2 separate regions of the Homo sapiens genome follow, and region 2 is linked to region 1. Evidence: chromatin contacts called from ENCODE Hi-C or POLR2A ChIA-PET data. All regions are on one chromosome and are shown on one strand. Each heading gives the region's core, a stretch centred on a gene start or an enhancer-like site at or near the end of the contact. The rest is flanking DNA. Distances are from core to core; before and after follow the strand shown.

Region 1 (5,611 bases), core at 1,640-4,139:
TAAATGTAGAAGAGGGAGGCAGAGGAGTCAATGTCAGAGTGGTATAATGTGAGAAAACCTTGATTGGCCATTGCTGGCTTTGAAGATGGGAAGAGGCCATGAGCCCAGCAATGCAGGCAGCCTCTAGATTCTAGAAAAGTCAAGAAAATAGATTCTCCCCTAAAGCCCACAGGAAGAATGCAGCCCTGACAACACGTTAGTTTTAGTCCAGTGAGACCCATTTTGGATTTCTGACCTCCAGAACCATAAATTTCACATAATAAATCTGTGTTGTTTTAAGCCACTAAGTCTGGACTAATTTACATAGCAGCAATAAGAAACTGAGGCAGTACCTTATTCATAAGTTGCTTTGGATAACATAGAATTTTTTAAGTGAGAGCTAGAAGGCATCTTTAAAGTGGGTATAACTTAACTATTCTCACTTTAGAAGTGAACGGAAATGACTTTTCTGAAGGTTCCCCTCTCCTTGAAGCCTAAAATTACGTGATTCAAAACAAAGACCCCTATGAGTCTACTCATTTGAACGGGCATATAAATGACTTAGAAAAAATACAAGAGCATCTTGCTTATAATACTGCCTGTGTAGTAATGGATTACCTTGAGTCTAGGTTCAGCCTACACTCCTGGGAGCCTCTCAGAACTCCATCTTAGCCAGGTTCCTCCTAAGAAGGGGATGTAAGAAGGAGGCAAAATGAGGGGCCTTGGCATCACGTAGAAGTGGGCTTACATCCAGCCATGCCACTGACTGGCTCGACCTTGAAAAGCCACTTCACCTCCCTGAACCTTTTTTTTCTTTGATTCGTTGATTATAAAATCAAGTTTGATTTGCTTATAAAATCAATGGTATTCAACTCATGAATTCAAATCCAGGGTGTAGACAAAGTCTTCAATACACTTTAGTTCCCCTTCCTGTGCTTTCCTCCATTCTTCTTGAGTCACAGCCAAGGATGGTCATGCTTTTTTTCTGGTCAAGGAGTGAGAATTCTTTTTGTCTTGTGCAAACTCAAGGCAGAAAGTATCTTTATTTCACAGGAGGCTGAAAATTCACAGTAATTGGGGAATAACATTTAAGATATTTCCTTTGTTCTTTTTTTCTGTTTTACTTTCTCCTCTCTTTTACAACACAGGCACTGTTCCCTTGGCATTTGCAAATTTACTTTTTTACTTCTGCAGATGTAGGTGGATCGATTCAAGAAGAGAAACGGTAGCACAAAAGAGAAGAATTTTCCCAGTGCAGAATTCATTTCGGAAAGGAGTGTTTTTCATAATTAGCTCAACATTTGCATGTTTATGAAGTCCCAGACACTGTTCTACATATTTCACGTGGGTTAATCCATTTAATCCTCACAACACCATAAAGTAAGTACTTACATTAGTAGACAAGAAAACTATGAGGCACAGAAAAGTTAAGCAAATTATCCGAGGTCACATAGCAAAGTGGCAGTATTAACATGTGAACCTAGGCAAATGTAGCTTCAGAACGCAGGCTCTCTACCACTTCAACAGCTTATTTACCTCCTTTTCCCAGGAGCTCATTCTATAAAAATTGAGCAAGATAGATGGGAAAAACATATTAGAAGAAAATGAATCACGAAGAGCATCTGAAATAGGTATGGGCTGGGCACGGTGGCTCACGCCTGTAATCCCAGCACTTTGGGAGGCCATGGTGAGCATATTGCTTGAGCTCAGGAGTTCAAGACAGCCTGGGCAACATAGTGAAACCCTGTCTCAACAAAAAATATTAATAAAAGAATTAGCTGGGTGTGGTGGGTTGGGAGGCTGAGGCGGGAGGATGGCTTGAGCCCAGGAGGTGGAGGTAGAAGTGAGCCAAGATGGCACCACTGCACTCCAGCCTGGGTGACAGAGTCAGACCCCGTCTCAAGAGAAAAAAAATAAAAGTTAAAGGAAAAAAACCAGTCTCCAACTGATTTGATAAGAGATCAAATGACCCCACTTCATTTTAAAAATTTAGAAAATAAAAAAGAGAAATAGGTATGGAGCTTACACCATTGAAATCTGATGCTGTTTTCAAATATCCATAATAAAAACACTAATGTCTTAAATATGGGGAGGTAACTCAGTCTAACCAGCCTTGTTTTTCTAAGTAATGGCGTCAGAAAGCCAACTAAGAGTCCTGAGAAAGGGTTTGGGGTTTGCTATTCGTTCCCAGTGCTAAAATTCCTTGACCAAAAACAATCTCAAGATTTCCAAGGGTGGCCAAAATATCAAGCCTGCTTTCTCTGAGGGAGGAAATATTTCCATTTCACGGAGATGAAGTGGACATTTTCTCAGTTGAGTGTTTGATAGTGTTTCTTTACTGGAAATAACTACACGTCTTCTTTGAGAACCACACTTCTAGGTTTTTTTGTTTTGTTTTGAGACGGAGTCTTGCTCTGTTGCCCAGGCTCTGGAGTGCAGTGGCGATCTCGGCTCACTGCAAGCTCCGCCTCCCGGGTTCACACCATTGTCCTGCTTCAGCCTCCAGAGTAGCTGGGACTACAGGTGCCCACCACCATGCCCGGATAATTTTTTGTATTTTTAGTAGAGACGGGGTTTCACCGTGTTAGCCAGGCTGGTCTCGATCTCCTGACCTCGTGATCCGCCCGCCTCGGCCTCCCAGAGTGCTGGGATTACAGGCGTGAGCCACCGCCCGGCCTTTTTTTTTTTTTTAATCTAAAATAAGGCCACTAGTACTACTTCCTTCCTCCCCTTTCAATGCTAAAGGAGAAGAGATCAACTCATTTAGTTCTCTAACTTACCTAGAAGCTGAGCTAGGATTCGAATCCAGTTCCCTAACTCCTCTTCTGGTTCTCCTGCCACTCAGCCACATGGATTTCTTTCTCTTACACACAGGCTCTTTTTGGCCACGGTAAACACACTGACCTTTGAAATATGGAAAGAAAAGCGCTTTGAAATAAAACTGGCACAAACAGCAGTCAGACAGCCGTCATCTGGAGGCTGAAACAAAGAGGAGCATAGTTTTCAAGCTGTCTTCGTAATTACACGAAGCAGTTATCACTCAGGCCCCAGTCTGCGCATTGCCCCCCAAACAAACAGCCGAGGGCTGAGAGAGCACATAGGCCACTTTGTTGCGCCAGCATACTGGGGAGTGGAGAGCCCCCCAGCTAAAATCACATGTGGCTTGGAGTGTTTTCCAGGACTTCAGGCTTTTTCCTTTCTTCCTTCCCCATTAAACCCCTCTGCTCTTCTTGGCAAAGGCCTTCAGGTGAGGTAAGCGCCAATTAACAACAAAGAGCTTGATGTATTTCAAGTTTATGGCTTAGAGCTGTGTTCTCATGAAATATATTCTCCTCTGGTCCAGAAGCCTTGATGGGCAGAGAGCAAGAATTCTGAGTGTGGTTGAAATTTGGTTCATTTTTGCTACTGCCCTAAAAGTGATTTCCCTTTTGGGGGTTTGCTCAAATAGAAAGCAACGAAAACAAACCCAGAAAAGGGCAAAACCAATTCTGAAAACTTCAGCTGCAAAGATAACTGGAGCAGAAGGCTCAGCAAATTGGGTTTTTTGGGGAAAAAAAAATGGCCTTAAATTTCTTATGGGTTCTTTGGAAATAAATATAGCCAGACTTTGGAATGAGTAGGAGGGATGAGAATATCCAATCCAAAGGATCTCTAAAGCCTTTTCCAGCTTCCAAATTTGGATTTGATTTTTCTATCCTGGGAATGGTTTTAATCATGTTACAATCATTTGAGCGTTATCACGTCAATTTATAAAAAATATTTTTGTGAATTGTTTTTAGGCTACAGTGATATGAGATCTGACCAATAAAATGATCTCATTGGACATCTCAGAGCCCTTAAAGAGCAAGAGGTTTGGCAATAGGAATATAAATAGGTTAAAATATATTCCAAAACAATTCCTCTAATCATTAATTGTACTCCATTGTTTAATATTTTCAGAGCCTACTGAATTTAGCAAAGGGAAAGACAGATGCATATTAAAATGCATGCAAATGCTACACACAAGCCACATTTTAATATATTGTTTTGCATTCATAATTTTAGTCTTGTGATTTGTATTTTCATTTGCTTGGGAACAAAGACTTTCTTTTTTCCGCACTTGGGAAACAAGGCAAGACTTGTTTCTGCCAGCATCTTAATAGTATTCCTGAAAAAGCAGCAAACTTAATGGTTCAGGAACTACTCTCCACCACCTGCTTACTGGCCTCTAACAGGGGCTGCATTTACAATGCATTGAAAAGGTGAAAATACGCAATCAATCAGTTGCTTTGTTGCAGAATGGTGAGCAATCATATTTTTGTTGTATTAAAACTGAACAGAATCATTTTTTTAAAAAAATGTAAACTGCTTAAACGTACAGCCTCTTTTCAGCTACAGGGAGTGGCAGAGTGACTTGTGCATTCACCAAATTTCATTCCTTTTTAATCTGGGGACACATACAGACCGTATTGCTCAGCTTCCTTTTCAATTAGGTGATTTCTGGCAATGGAATGTGGGGCAAAATAATGCTTACAATCTCCATTCAAGTCTAGCCCCTTGAATCTATGGTGCATTTCCCTATACTTGTGCTTTTCCCGTGCTCCTGACCTTCTGGCAAGATACAGAGGATCAGGTGGAGAGCATCAAGGGCACTAGAGGAGCCTCTTGATGATGGGAGGCTGGGTTTTCAAATAAAAAGCATGGAACAGAATCTCTGACCCATCTGTCTCCTTTGACCAATGACTCACAAAAAACTATGACTCTCAATCACTGTGTGGTAGTTAGTCTCTAATGGTCCCTATCTGCTGTATTCATACCCTTGTGTGTCCACCTCCTACATGCTACCAGGATCTGTGTGACCAATGACATATGGTAGAAATGATGGGATGTTACTTCCAAGATTGAGCTATAAAAGACTGCAGTTTCCATCTTGGGTGCTTTCTCATTCGTTCTCTCTCTTGGATTACTCTCTCTGGGGGAAGCCAGCTGTCATGTTTTGAGGTCACTCTAACAGCCTGTGGAGATGCTCACATGGTGAGGAATAGGGACCTGCCTCCAACAGCCAGCAAGAAATTGAGGCTTGCCAATAATCAGGTGAGGAAGCTCGGAAAAAAATTCTCCAGCCTAGTTGATCCTGTAGCTCCAGTAAATAGTTTGAGTACCACTTTGTGAGAAACATTGAGCTAGAATTACCTAGTTAAACTGCTCCTGGATTCTTGACCCCCAGAAACTGTGTGAGATAAATGTTTGTTGTTTTAAGTAGCTAAGTTTTAGGGTAATTTGTTACACAGCAATAAATAGTACATAACTATGAACAGGACTGTAAGGTTCAAAGGGTGAAGACTTTGGTTTATTCTTGAAATTTCACCGCCTAATGAAGTGCCTGGATGAGAGCAGGCTTGAATAAACAATGAATGTGGTTTTCAGTAAGATTAATAGTGTGGTTCTTTACATATGATGTGCAAAGTCAACATGTTAGAGCAGCTACCACTTTAAGGCTAGACAGTGAGGTTACTACATATCTCATCCTGGAAGATGGAATCAACTGCACCTAGATTCAGAAAAATCTAGAATCACATTTCTATCAAATGCATAGATAACAGTTTCCAAAACGTTTGTATAAAGAAGAGAAAAACTCAGCTATCTAGTTCTG
Region 2 (5,611 bases), core at 1,070-3,569, 120 kb after region 1:
GAGCTAGACACAGGGTACTGATTGGTGTGTTTACAAACCTTGAGCTAGATACAGAGTGCAGATTGGTGTATTTACAATCCCTGAGCTAGACATAAAGGTTCTCCACGTCCCCACCAGACTCAGGAGCCCAGCTGGCTTCACCCAGTGGATCCCGCACCGGGGCTGCAGGCGCCTTGCGCCCACACTCCTCAGCCCTTGGGTGGTTGATGGGACTGGGCGCCGTGGAGCAGGGGGCGGTGCTCATCGGGGAGGCTCGGGCCGCAGAGGAGCCCATGGAGGGGGTGGGAGGCTCAGGCATGGCGGTCTGCAAGTCCCGAGCCCTGCCCCGAGGGAAGGCAGCTAAGGCCTGGTGAGAAATCGAGCGCAGCGCCAGTGGGCTGGCACTGCTGGGGGACCCAATACACCCTCCGCAGCCACTGGCCCGGGTGCTAAGCCCCTCATTGCCCGGGGCCGGCAGGGCCGGCCGGCTGCTCCGAGTGCGGAGCCCGCCAATCCCACGCCCACCTGGAACTCCAGGTGGCCCGCAAGCGCTGCACGCAGCCCCGGTTCCAGCTCGCACCTCTCCCTCCACACCTCCCTGCAAGCTGAGGGAGCCGGCTGCGGCCTTGGCCAGCCCAGAAAGGGGGTCCCACAGTGCAGCGGTGGGTTGAAGGGCTCCTCAAGTGCCACCAAAGTGGGAGCCCAGGCAGAGGAGGCGCCGAGAGCGAGCGAGGGCTGTGAGGACTGCCAGCACGCTGTCACCTCTCATTAGGTTGCACAGACAGATGTGCAGCTGCTGAAAATAAGGATGTTATAATTTTCCTGCCCTCTTCCCTGGTCAGAGCATATCAGAATCTTGTAGGCCGGGTGTGGTGGCTCACGTCTGTAATCCCAGCACTTTGGGAGGCCGAGGTGGGCAGATCACGAGGTCAGGAGATGGAGACCTTCCTGGCTAATGTGGTGAAACCCCATCTCTACTAAAAATACAAAAAATTAGCCAGGTGTGGTGGCAGGCACCTGTAGTCCCAGCTACTTGGGAGACAGGCAGGAGAATGGTGTGAACCCGGAAGGTGGAGCTTGCAGTGAGCCGAGAATGTGCCACTGCACTCCAGCCTGGGCGACAGGGCGAGACTCTGTCTCAAAAAAAAAAAAAAAAAAAAAAAAAAAAGAATCTTGTAATCTGATAAGAACACCATATTCTTCAAAGGGCTATAGACACACTGAACCCCAGTCTGAGAATAGTGACCAGAATTGGAAAGGGACGCTAAATGAGTTCACTTGAGTAACAGCTGAAGATTCTGGAAGATACTTAGAATAGGGTCAGAGATACCTTTAAATATCCAAGGACAAGGACAAGGATGTACCTGTATGAATACAAAGGTTAAAACAAGCACCAATATATGGTACATTAAGCACTAATGTTTATTGAGAATGTATTACATGTCAGGCACAAGCCATGCAATACATGCATTAATTTATGAGGAAACAGACTCTGAGAAATAATTGTCCCAAGTTGATGGAGTTTGGATACAAACTCAAGCAGTCTGGCTCTAGAGCCTATGTCTTAAGTATTAGCTTATCTTGACAATGCAGCAAAATATAGTTCAACTCAACAAAAGAAAAACTCCCTAACTGCCCAGGATGTTTAAAGGTGAAATACATTATCTTACTCAAAAAAAGTAATGAGTTCCCTGTCACTAGAAGAATGTTAGGGGAGGTCATATAACCACTTGGAAGGCTAAAGCAGAGATAGCTAGTTTTCTCCACTATCTATGTTCTCCTCTTTTTCCTGGTTGTACACTTGGACTGCATGTGCCAGTCTCCTTGCTGTTAGGTGTGGGCTGGTGGCTGAGTTCTGGCTGATGAAATGTAAGTGACAGTGGTACCTGCCAAATCCAGGCTGCCCTTTAACTGCCCCTTCCACCCTACCAACCCTTTGTGTGAGCCTCACCCCCTTGCCCCATCTGCTGGCTGAAAGGGGAATACTTTGGTTATCTAGAAGAAGGAAGAGCCACAAGATGGAAGGAACTTGTATCCCTGAATGGCATAGCCTCTTCCTGCTAATCTGCAATGAAATAAGACATAAGTGAAAAATAAGCTTCATTGAGGTGAAGCCAATAAAATTTTGAAGTTTTTGTTAAAGCAGTCACCCTGTTATGATGAATACAGAGGGCAGAATTTAAGTACTTGATGAGAGATTAAACTCATTATTGTTTAATGTCTACTCATCTTGACATTCTTTGACTTTTGGATCAAGAAGCAAAGCAGATTTTGAGAATATCCTAATTAAAAAAAAACCTTATAACCCCCAATATATTCCTGGACACACATAAAAACCTGTTTGCTTTCACACTATAAAAATCAATGCACTGAAGGAACAGTTCCTCTTTCTCCTTAGAGACTATTCTTCAATAAGTTCTCCTCTAATTGAATAGGAAACCCAGCTACAGTTAAATTAGGAGGAATGTGCATGGCTTACTCTGAGTCTGGCCCTAAAGACCTTTAGACAATGGCACTTGTCTAGTGAACTTACAACTGAGCTGGCAGGTCACAGCCTTGCTTAGCTGCTTGAGAAGTATTTGTAAACATGGGAGGTGTCAATGCACCCCATCTCCCAGAGCATCATGGCAGCTCTGAGCTCTGCTACTTATCTACCCTTGTACTAGGTAGGGTTATTTGTCATAGGGAAGAAAATCTGATTCTAGTGAGCTAACATAATAATAATAACAAAAAAGTTGAGAGGTAACTCAAAGAAAGGTGAATTACCAGGCTTTCGAAAGGACAGGGACCAGAGCATGTGGATGTGATGTCTCCAAGATGCTACTGTTGGAATGGACCATCTTCAAAATGTCTTGGTCCCTGTATCAGGTAGCTAAATATTCCAATTCCTGGAAAAGAACGTCTGACTGGCCAGCTCTTGACTGAATTAGTATTCTGTTGCTGCTGTGACAAACTGTGACTAACTTAATGGCATAAAACCACCCAAATTTACTACTTCAAAGCTTCTGTGGGTTAAAAGGCTGAATGAACTCAACTGGGTCCTCTGTTAGGGGCTCATATGGCCAAAATCAAGTTGCCAGTAGGGCTGAGCTCTGTACTGGAGTCTCTGGAGAAGAATGTTCTTCCAGCATCATTCAGGTTGTTGGCCAAATCCAGTTTCTTGTGATTCTAGGACTGAAGTTCCCATTGCCTTGCTGGATGTCAGCCAAGGACCAGGTTTTGCTCCTAGAGACTGCCTACATCCTTCCTCATGCTTTACCTGTAATCCTCCCCAGCATTGGTGAACGAATCCCTCTTATACATTGGGTCTCTCTGACTTTTCCTTCTGCTGCATCACTGATTCCAGCAAGACAGTGTTCTCTACTTTTAAGGGCTCAAATCATTATGTTGCACCCACCAGGTTATCCAGAATAATCTTCCTATCTTTGTTTTGTTTTTGTTTTTAAACAGTCTCACTCTGTAACCCAGGCTGGAGTACAGTGGTGCAATCTCAACTTAGTGCAACCTCTGCCTCCCAGGTTCGAGCAATTCTCCTACCTCAGTCTCCCAAATAGCTGCAACTACAGGCATCTGCCACCAGGCCCAGCTAATTTATGTATTTTTAGTAGAGACGGGTTTTTACCATGTTGCCCAGGCCAGTCTCAAATGCCTGATCTCAAGTTGTCCACCTACCTCAGCTGTCCAAAGTGCTGGGATTACAGGTGTGAGCACTGCACCTGGCCTAGTCTCCCTGTCTTAAGGTTTGTAACTACATCTGCAAAGCCCTTTTTGCCATGCAATGTAACATATTCACAGGCTCCAGGTATCAGGGCATGGACATCATTTGGAGGCCGTGCTGCCTACCACACTCACCCTTTCACTGATAAGCCCACCAAGCTGGCCTTCCATAAGCAGAAGTCAATCCTCTAAGGGAAATCAAGGTGCCACTCCTAAAAGAGGAGTGAATGGGGTGCTGAGAAGATGACAGCAATAGCTCTCTTTTACTTTACTTTCCAGTTAGAACTGACATCCACAGCCAATCTCTGAAATAAGCAGATCCTTAACTTACAGGTATCTGAGCAGCTAGGCTCAAGACCAGACAATTAAGAAGTATGAAAAGATGAAAGACAATAAATGATGGGTTTGATCTTCCTATGTCACTCTGAGCAGTGAGTCGGGAAATTCCTTTCTTCAATAAATCATTAACCAACACCACATCAGCACCATCACGTAAGGCACTTTGTTATGGGCTACAAAGTTCCAAAAAACTCCATGCTCTGTATTTGAAGAGTTCATAATATAGGTCAGTGGTCTGCAAACTTTTGAGGACACAAAAATTACCTGGGAATTTGCTAAAAATGAAGATTCCTAGGCCCACTGCTATGGTTTGAGTGTGGCGCCCCCTTCAAAATTCATGTTGAAGCCTAATCATCAAGGTAATGATATTAGAAAGTGGGGCTTCTGGGATGTGATTAGGTCATGAGGACTCCTCCCTCATGCACAGATTAAGGCCCTATCTAATGGGGTTGCGAGAGTGAGTTTGCTGTTTTCAGCTCTTTTTCCATGTGAGAACACAGTGTTCCTCCTCTCTGGAGGACACAGCATCAAAGTGCCATCTTGGAAGCAGAGATCAGCCTCCCCCAGATAATGATACCTGCTGGGGCCTTGATCTTCGACTTCCCAGACTCCAGAACTGTGAGGAATAAATTTCTGTTCCTTAGAAATTACAGTCTCAAGTGGTCTGTTATAGCAGCACAAAACACACTAAGACATCCACTGCCAGAGACACTGTTTCAGATGATGTGGGTAAAGGCCCCACAAATCAACATCTAATATAATGTCAGCTACATAACAGGTGCTCAGTAAACAGTTTTGATGAATGAATGATTATAATTTTTTTAGAGATGGGGTCTTGCTCTGTTGCCCAAGGTGGAGTGCAGTGGTATGATCATAGCTCACTGCAGCCTTAAACTCCTGGGCTCATATTATTCTCCCACTTTAGCCTCTTGAGTAGCTGGGACTACAGGTGCATGTCAGCACACCCTGATTAAAAAAACAATGTTTTGTAGAGACAGGGTCTCACTTTGTTGCCTAGGCTGATCTCAACCTCCTGGCTCCAAAACTGTTGGGACTACAGGCATGAACCACCCATGCCTGGCATGAATTTAACTAATGCATCCATTGATTCTAATGCAGAAATCCATTGATTCTAATGCACCATGAAGCACCTGTGGAGGAAAGTTGACCATCTGGGCAAAAAATCAGGCAGTTAGTGGAGATCAATTGAATAGGGTGCTTTGGCTTTGTCATTCAAAACATTCAGGCAAAAAAAAATCAACACCCCTTATTTATGAAGTTGATTCCTGCTTCCTTTTAAAGAAACTGAATTTAGTCTAAAATAAAGTAAGAAAAAAATCTGGAAGCAGAGAGGAAATAAGAGACATATCCAGGAATTTTAAGCAGAATGAGGTCATAGGAAGTTGTTGTTTTCCTGCATCTTTTTATTTTTTTTTTTAAGCAGGAAAATTCCACCCATGAAACAGATCAGTTGATCTTGCACCTGTGCTCCTGTGTCTGGCACTTATCTGGGTCAAGTTGGGAGAGCAGCCTCCGGTCCTGGAAATAAACAACCAACCCTGTCACTGGGACATAC

What was found. A loop is a pair of places that touch in the nucleus more often than their neighbours do. ChIA-PET counts read pairs that join two places held with the same protein, here RNA polymerase II (POLR2A). Pooled maps may share reads with other maps.
Region 2: a loop to region 1 is called in a pooled map, with 2.3 times the contacts of the local background. The contact joins two enhancer-like sites. A Hi-C loop is called at or near these places in 5 of 168 maps with a recorded cell type or tissue (CD4-positive, alpha-beta memory T cell, CD8-positive, alpha-beta T cell, mammary epithelial cell and 1 more), 1 of 37 single-sample maps with no recorded cell type and 11 of 50 pooled maps. POLR2A ChIA-PET finds 5 or more read pairs at or near these places in 5 of 52 experiments (CD4-positive, alpha-beta T cell, CD4-positive, alpha-beta memory T cell, activated CD4-positive, alpha-beta memory T cell and 2 more).

Annotation. Positions count from the first base shown.
Region 1 is chr12:92,285,725-92,291,335 of GRCh38, forward strand. The region is part of intron 2 of LINC02391 (long intergenic non-protein coding RNA 2391); the gene reads right to left. Among named protein-coding and RNA genes, the nearest start is that of LINC02391, 75 kb to the right of the region's middle. Within about 2 kb of position 2,890, at least 3 of the 41 ENCODE cell types and tissues checked have a DNase peak (open chromatin) inside an H3K27ac peak, as active enhancers do.
Region 2 is chr12:92,406,337-92,411,947 of GRCh38, forward strand. No RefSeq gene overlaps it. Among named protein-coding and RNA genes, the nearest start is that of CLLU1, 12 kb to the right of the region's middle. Within about 2 kb of position 2,320, at least 4 of the 41 ENCODE cell types and tissues checked have a DNase peak (open chromatin) inside an H3K27ac peak, as active enhancers do.